2 separate regions of the Homo sapiens genome follow, and region 1 is linked to region 2. A link is an interaction called in ENCODE POLR2A ChIA-PET data of the cell type or tissue named here. Cell type or tissue: PC-9. All regions are shown on one strand.

Evidence for each region. Peaks named below come from ENCODE experiments on the same cell type or tissue, not always from the same donor. Only the 100,000 strongest peaks of a DNase experiment are listed, where the experiment ranks them.
Region 1: POLR2A ChIA-PET joins it to region 2 with 9 read pairs; 2 of 35 experiments call an interaction of 5 or more read pairs at or near these places.

What each region holds. Positions count from the first base shown.
Region 1 is chr13:44,521,144-44,525,143 of GRCh38, forward strand. The region is part of intron 1 of TSC22D1 (TSC22 domain family member 1); the gene reads right to left. Among named protein-coding and RNA genes, the nearest start is that of TSC22D1-AS1, 53 kb to the right of the region's middle. In PC-9, no CTCF peak of the experiment used is centred here; a DNase peak (open chromatin) is centred at 2,148; H3K4me3 peaks cover 1,831 bases; H3K27ac peaks cover 3,426 bases.
Region 2 is chr13:44,774,662-44,778,661 of GRCh38, forward strand. No RefSeq gene overlaps it. Among named protein-coding and RNA genes, the nearest start is that of LINC00330, 33 kb to the right of the region's middle. In PC-9, no CTCF peak of the experiment used is centred here; no DNase peak of the experiment used is centred here.

The DNA of each region.
Region 1 (4,000 bases), 250 kb before region 2:
CATATTGTCAATACAGATGGATGGTTTCTTAAGACAATTGAGAACCTAAGTCTGGGACTTCTAGGACGCTAACCCCCCACTATCAAATAATAAAAGATACAAACTTACTTTTAGCTAAGAAACCTAGGCAATTCCATTGTGATGATGTCAAACACAGTGAAAGCTTTCAGTCATGCTATGGGATTTAATTGTGTATCCTCATTACTGTATCATTTGTGGGGTACACCCCTTCCCCCTTTTTTTTAAATTAAATACAGCTCATTCTTACTGTGGCTTGTAGCATTCCCCTCTTCTGGCCTCCTGGACTCCTCCCCTTCATCTCTCTTACCCTTGCCCCCTCCACCCGGTCTTGATAGTGGTATATTAAAAAAAGAAAGAATGAAAGCACATAAAATGAGTCAGTTTGGGGTCAGTGGTATAAAGGGGGTATATGTTGTGAACAAATGTTTTAATAACAGTTGGCTGTAATCACTCCTCGCCATGTCTGGCACTGAAAATAAGGGAAAAAAAACCTACTGAATAAAAGTGACAAAGAATGGAAAAAAAAAAAAAAAGAAACCTAGGCAATAAGACTTCATAAATTGACAGCTATAAAGTTCACACACTTGAGGAAGAATCCGAAAGATTTTTCTTTCTTAACCTTTCATTACTTGTTTTCCAAAACTACAACTTTCTAACAGCACTAAAATGGCACTATAATTTACCTACATACATATGGATCTTCCTCACTAAATTTGGGCATCTCAAAGGCTGCCTATGTCTTCTTCCTTAAAATATTTGTTTGGCGCCTACTGTGTAGCAGCTGCTAAAAAAAACAATAGCAAACAAGACAGACGTGATCCCTGGTCTCAGGAAGTCAGACAATAAATAGACCAACAATATATGCTTTTAAATTGGGCAAAATAGTAGTAAAGAATTGATGTAATGTTAGAGAGTAAAAGTCAAGGAAGAGAACTAAATGTTTAGATATAATGACTAGAAAAGGCATCCCTGAAGAGGAAACATTTAAGCTGAGACTTAAAAGGGGCATTCCAGTCATTAGGAATCCCCTAAGGTAGTAGACAGTAACACATTCAGAGACTAAATGAGCCAAAGGTGGCTGGAGAGGAAGAATGAGGGTAAAGTTGGAAGAAAAGGTAGGGCCTGATCATTTAGGGTCTCACAGGCCATGATAAAGAATTTGGATTTTGTTGTTTGTATAAAGGAAAGCAATTAGATATTAAACAGAAAAGGCATTTTATTTATGCCTTTAAAATCACAAATCATATTCTGTGAATAAAACAGGGATCAACAGATAAGGCAAGACCAGTAAGGACTACTGCAATAATTAGGCAAGAGAGGATGGTGGCTTGAAGAGATTGAAAATGGAGATGGTGAGAAGTGGACAGGTTTGACAAAGATTTAAGAGGTAAATCTGATCTTTGGCAAAAGTACAAAGACAATTCAGTGGAGAAGGAAGAGTCTTCATGGTGCTGGACAACCACATGCAAAAGGAAAAATAATCTATCCAACACTGACCTTTTATCTTTCACAAAAGTTAACTCAGAAAGTATCACAGACCTATACATACAATTCAAAACTGTAAAACTTGTAGATAATGAGGAAGAAAATCTTGTTTGGCAATATATTTGTAAACACAGCACGAAAATCATGACCCATAAAGAAAAAATTGATAAGGTAGACTTCATTAAAATTGAAAATTTTTCTTCTCTGTAAAACACTGTTTAAAAAAAATGAAAAGACAAGCCACAGACTAGGAGAAAATATTTGTCAAACACATCTTATAAAGGACTGGTATCTAAAATATACCAAGAACTCTTAACACACAATAAAGAAAAAATCTTAAAAAAGAGCAAAAAATCTGAGCAGATGTATCACCAAAGATAATAGAGAAAAAAAAAAAACATGAAATGGAGCTCAACACCCTATATCACTAGAGAAATGCTAATTAAAACAATGGATACTACCACACCCCTATTAGACAGGCTACAATCACTGACAACACCAAATGCTGCTAAGAATGCAGAGCAAATGAATTCATATTCATTGCTGGTGGAAATGCAAAAACAGTACAGTCGAGTTGAGACAGTCTGCAGTCTCTTACAGAGCTAAGCACAGGCTTACTACATGACTCAGCAATTGCACACACAGGTATTTTCCCAAATGAGTTGAAAACAAGTCCACATAAAAACCTGCACAGGAATGTTTGCGGCAGCTTTATTCAGAACTGCCAAAAACATCAAGCAACCAAGCTGTCCTTCATTAGATGATGGATAAACAAACTGTGGTAGATATATACAATAATAAGAAATGAGCTCCCAAGTCACAAAAAGACATGAAAAAAACTTTCATATTGCTAAGTGAAAGCCAGTCTGAAAAAGCTACACACTGCATGACTCCAACACTATGACATTCCAGGAAAGGCAAAACTAGACAGATAGTAAGATCTGTGGCTGCCAGAGCCTGAGGTGGGGAGGTAGGAGTATGTGGCACGCAGAGAAGAAGGATTTTGCAACAGGGAGGACCCTGATGACAGAGCATTCACAGTGGTATCAGAAGCGACAACCAGAATGGAATAGATTGAAAAGTAAACTAAATTTGAGAGATTGTAACAATATAAGTAGACAACTCTTGATAATGAAAGTGAACAGAGATTGCAGAAGTTAGGGGGTGTGGAAAGACCCAAGGTGGCTTCCTTAAGATGATGTATGAAAGCATAATTAGATACTCATGAGAATGAGCTAATAGAGAAAAACATTTGCTAATAGAAGGAAAGATAAAATACAAAAGGCAACAAATCTTTAGCAAAATATAAGAGATAGACCCATCCTCTAGAGAACAATGAGAAAAAGCCTTTGAAAAAAGAAGTATGGGGATAGAAGCATCTTAATATTTCCAGTGCATGAAATACTATACATAATAAAAGATGCATGAAACTTAGTAGATCCTCAATAGAGATTAAATGAATCAAATTAAATAACTGTAATGGTTTAAAAAGCTCCTAGTAGAACAGCCTACTTCTAAGTCGTGGGACTCAAACTAAATTGAAGGCAAATTCAGACACTGAAAAATTCATACTACTTCCAGTTTTGAGTTCAACTAGTGAAGCTGTCACTCCTGTCCACACAACAGAAAAAAAAAAAAACTGAACTGGAAATCAGTAGCTTCTCTTAGATCCATCAGAGAACCGAGATCACAGGACAATCTGCTGCCTCCTCCAAAACTAAAGAAACAAGCAAATACAGAAAATCACAGCTTACCAGAAGCAGCAACTATTGCTGAAGCCAACAACTGGAAGAAAAACTTAAATAGATTAATTAAGACAGTCTAAATATGGACTAGTTTGACAGATGGAAACTCCTGGCAAACCAGCCTTAAGGGGCTCCCCACACTTCCATGATTTTTTTTGTTTGTTTGTTTGAGATGGAGTTTCACTCTTGTCACCCAGGCTAGAGTGCAATGGCGCGATCTTGGCTCACTGCAACCTCCGCTTCCCGGATTCAAGCAATTCTCCTGCCTCAGCCTCCTGAGTATTAACAGCACCCGCCATGCCCAGCTAATTTTTGTATTATTTTAGAAGAGATGAGGTTTCACCATGTTGGCTAGGCTGGTCTCAAACCCCTGACTTCAAGTAATCCATCTGCCTAGGCCTCCCAAGTGCTGGGATTACAGGCGTGAGCCACCGTGCCCAGCTACTTCCATGATTTTTAACTCCAAAAGCCCCATCAGGTTGTCAGGGTAAAGAAAAGAGAAAAAAATCCCTGTGCTTCTGGAAGGAGAAAGGAAAAAAGGAAAAAGTAACCATATTCAAATATTCCCAGAACATTCTGTTATCCTTAACAAAGGACTGACCTTAAGGAAAATTATTTTACCAGAGGCTAACCAACAGCGGGTATATCAAAGCCTGACCAAGTGGAATAAGGAAAATATCCAACTAGGGTTCTCTCTCTAGCTTTCTTGTTCCACCTAAGGGGGGTAAAAAAGCTGAGAAGCATTTGTA
Region 2 (4,000 bases):
CTGTTTTAAGTGTGTCCCAGAGATTCTGGTATGTTATATCTTTGTTCTCATTGGTTTCAAAGAACATCTTCATTTCTGCCTTCATTTCGTTATTTACCCAGTGGTCATTCAGGAGCACGTTGTTCAGTTTCCATGTAGTTGTGCAGTTTTGAGTGAGTTTCTTAATCCTGAGTTCTAATTTGATTGCATTGTGGTCTGAGAGACAGTTTGTTATGATTTCTGTTCTTTTACATTTGCTGAGGAGTGTTGACTTCCAATTATGTGGTCAATTTTAGAATAAGTGTGATGTGGTGCTGAGAAGAGTGTATATTCTGTTGATTTGGGGTGGAGAGCTCTGTAGATGTCTATTAGTTCCACTTGGTGCAGAGCTGAGTTCAAGTCCTGGATATCTTTGTTAATTTTCTGTCTCATTGATCTGTCTAGTATTGACAGTGGGGTGTTAAAGTCTCCCATTATTACTGTGTGGGAGCCTAAGCCTCTTTGTAGTTCTCTAAGAACTTGTTTTATGAATCTGGGTTCTCCTGTATTGGGTGCATATATATTTAGGATAGTTAGCTCTTCTTGTTGAATTGATCTCTTTACCATTATGTAATGGCCTTCTTTGTCTCTTTTGATCTTTGTTGGTTTAAAGTCTGTTTTATCAGAGATCATGATTGCAACCCCTGCTTTTTTTGCTTTCCGTTTGCTTGGTAGATCTTCCTCCATCCCTTTATTTTGAGCCTGTGTGTGTCTTTGCACATGCGATGGGTCTCCTGAATACAGCACACTGATGGGTCTTGACTCTTTATCCAATTTGCCAGTCTGTGTCTTTTAATTGGGGTATTTAGCCCATTTACATTTAAGGTTAATATTGTTGTGTGTGAATATGATCCTGTCATTATGATGCTAGCTGGTTATTTCGCCTGTTAATTGATGCAGTTTCTTCATAGCATCAATGGTCTTTACAATTTGGCATGTTTTTGCAGTGGCTGGTACCCATTGTTCCTTTCCATGTTTAGTGCTTCCTTCAGGAGCTCTTTAAGGCAGGCCTGGTGGTGATAAAATCTCTCAGCATTTGCTTGTCTGTAAAGGATTTTATTTCTCTTTCACTTATGAAGCTTGGTTTGGCTGGATATGAAATTCTGGTTTGAAAATTCTTTTCTTTAGGAACGTTGAATATCGGCCCCCACTCTCTTCTGGCATGTAGGGTTTCTGCTGAGAGATCCACTGTTAGTCTGATTGGCTTCCCTTTGTGGGTAACCTGACCTTTCTCTCTGGCTACCCTTAACATTGTTTCCTTCATTTCAACCTTGGTGAATCTGACAATTAGGTGTCTTGGGGTTGCTCTTCTCAAGGAGTATCTTTGTGGTGTTCTCTGTATTTCCTGAATTTGAATGTTGGCCTGCCTTGCTAGGTTGGGGAAGTTCTCCCGGATAATATCCTGAAGAGTGTTTTCTAACTTGGTTCCATTCTCCTCATCACTTTCAGGTACACCAATTAACATAGATTTGGTCTTTTCACATAGTCCCATATTTCTTGAAGGCTTTGTTCATTTCTTTTCACTCTTTTTTCTCTAATCTTGTCTTCTTGCCTTATTTCATTAATTTGATCTTCAATCAGTGATATCCTTTCTTCCACTTGATCAAATCGGCTATTGAAGCTTGTGTATGCTTCACAAAGTTCTCATACTGTGGTTTTCAGCTCTGTCATATCATTTAAGGTCTTCTCTACACTTTTTATTCTAGTTAGCCATCCATCTAACCTTTTTTTAAGGTTTTTAGCTTCCTTGCAATGGGTTAGAACGTGCTCCTTTAGCTCAGAGAAGTTTGTTATTACCGACCTTCTGACGCCTACTTCTGTCAGCTCGTCAAACTCATTCTCTGTCCAGTTTTGTTCCCTTGCTGGCGAGGAGTTGTGTTCCTTTGGAGAAGAGACATTCTGGTTTTTGGAATTTTCAGCCTTTCTGCTCTGGTTTCTCCCCATCTTTGTGGTTTTTGTCTTGTTTGTAGATAGTTCTATGCCTTATTGCATATATAGCTTTATGTAAGTTTACTTTTTTTTTTGTTTTGAAGATAAGGTCTCACATTGTTGTCCAGGCTGGCATGCAGTGGCATGACCTCAACCTCTGCCTCCCAGGCTCAAGCCATCCTCCCACTTCAGCCTCCCGAGTAGCTGGGACTGTAAGTGTGCACCACCATGCCCAGCTGATTTTTGTATTTTTTGTAGAGATGGGGCCTCACCATGTTGCCCAGGCTGGTCTTGAGCTCCTGAGCTCAAGCAATCCTCCTGCCTTGGCTTCCCAAAGTACTGGGATTACAGGCATGAGCCTCTGTGCCTAGCCATCTTACTTCTTTTTTTTTTTTTTTTTTTTTTTTTGAGACAGAGTCTTGCTCTGTTGCCCAGGCTGGAGTGCAGTGGTGCGATCTCAGCTCACTGCAACCTCCACCTCCTCGGTTCAAGCAATTCTCCTGCCTCAGCCTCCCAAGTACGTGGGACTACAGGTGTACATCACCATCCTACCAAGTAGCTGGGACTACAGGTGTGCATCACCACGCCTGGCTAATTTTCTTTTCTTTTTTTTTTTTTCTTAACTACAGGTGTGCATCACCATGCCTGGCTAATTTTCTTTTTTTTTTTTTTTAAGTAGAGATAGGGTTTTGCCACATTGGCCAGGCTGATCTCAAACTCCTGACCTCAGATGATCTGTCTGCCTTGGCCTTCCAAAATGCTGGGATTACACGTGTGAGCCACCACACCCAGCTGGCTTACTTTATTTTTAAGACCTTTGTATTATTGTTCAAATATACTCCTGGCAGTATATCTTTTGGAAAAATTCCTGAAGAATGTATTTTTTAAGTGGCTTTTTAAAAATGGCCTTGGAAATTTCTCTTACAAAAAACTATTAGTTAAGGTAATTATTAAGATTTAAGACATTCTGAGAAATGTATTGTTAGGTAATTTCATTGTTGTAGGAATATCATAGAATGTACTACACAAACACAAATGGTATAGCCCAGCAATATCCCCAACCTTTTTGGCACCAGGGACAGTTTTTGTGGAAGATAATTTTTCCAGGGATGGGAGAGGGTAGGGGGAAGGAAGAGGTGGGGATCATTTCTGGATGACACTGTTCTGCCTCAGATCATCAGACATTAGTCAAGAGAGTCCAATCTTTTGGCTTCTTTGGGCCACATTGGAAGAAAAAGAAGAATTGTCTTGGGCCACACATAAAATACACTGACACTAATGAAGCCAATGAGCTAAAAAAAAAAAAAAGAAGTTGCAAACAAATTTCATAATGTTTAACAAAGTTTACAAATTTGTGTTGGGCCATATTCAAAGTCCCCCTGGGCCACATGCAGCCCGCAGACCACAGGTTGGACAAGCTTGAGTTGGATTCTCATAAGGAGCGTGCAACCTAGATCCCTCGAATGTGCAGTTCACAATAGGGGTTCATGTTCCTATGAGAATCTGATGCCTCCACTGATCTGATAGGAGGCAGAACTCAGGTGGTGATGCTAGCTTGCCCTTGACTCACCTCCTGCTGTGCAAGCCAGGTTCCTAACAGTCCACGGATTGGTACCAGTCCATGGCCTGGGGGTTGGGGACCCCTGGTATAGCCTACTCCACACCTAAGCTATATAATATAGCCTGCCGTGCCTAGGCTGCAAACCTGTACAGTATGTTACTATACTGCATACAGTAGGCAATTGTAACACTATGATAAGTATTTGTGTATCTAAACATCTCTAGGTATAGAAAGGGTACAATCAAAATATAGTATAAAAGATTTTTAAAATGGTGCACCTGTATTGGGCACCTACCACGAATAGAGCTTGGAGCTTGCAGGACTGGAAGCTGCTCTGGATGAGTCAGTGAGTGAGTGGTGGGTGAATGTGAAGACCTAGGACATTGCTGTACTGTACTGTACTTTTTATGTGATGGACAATGCAGTAGGCTTGCTTACACTAGCATCACCACAAATGTGTCAGTAATGTGTTGTGCTACGAAGTTATACTGC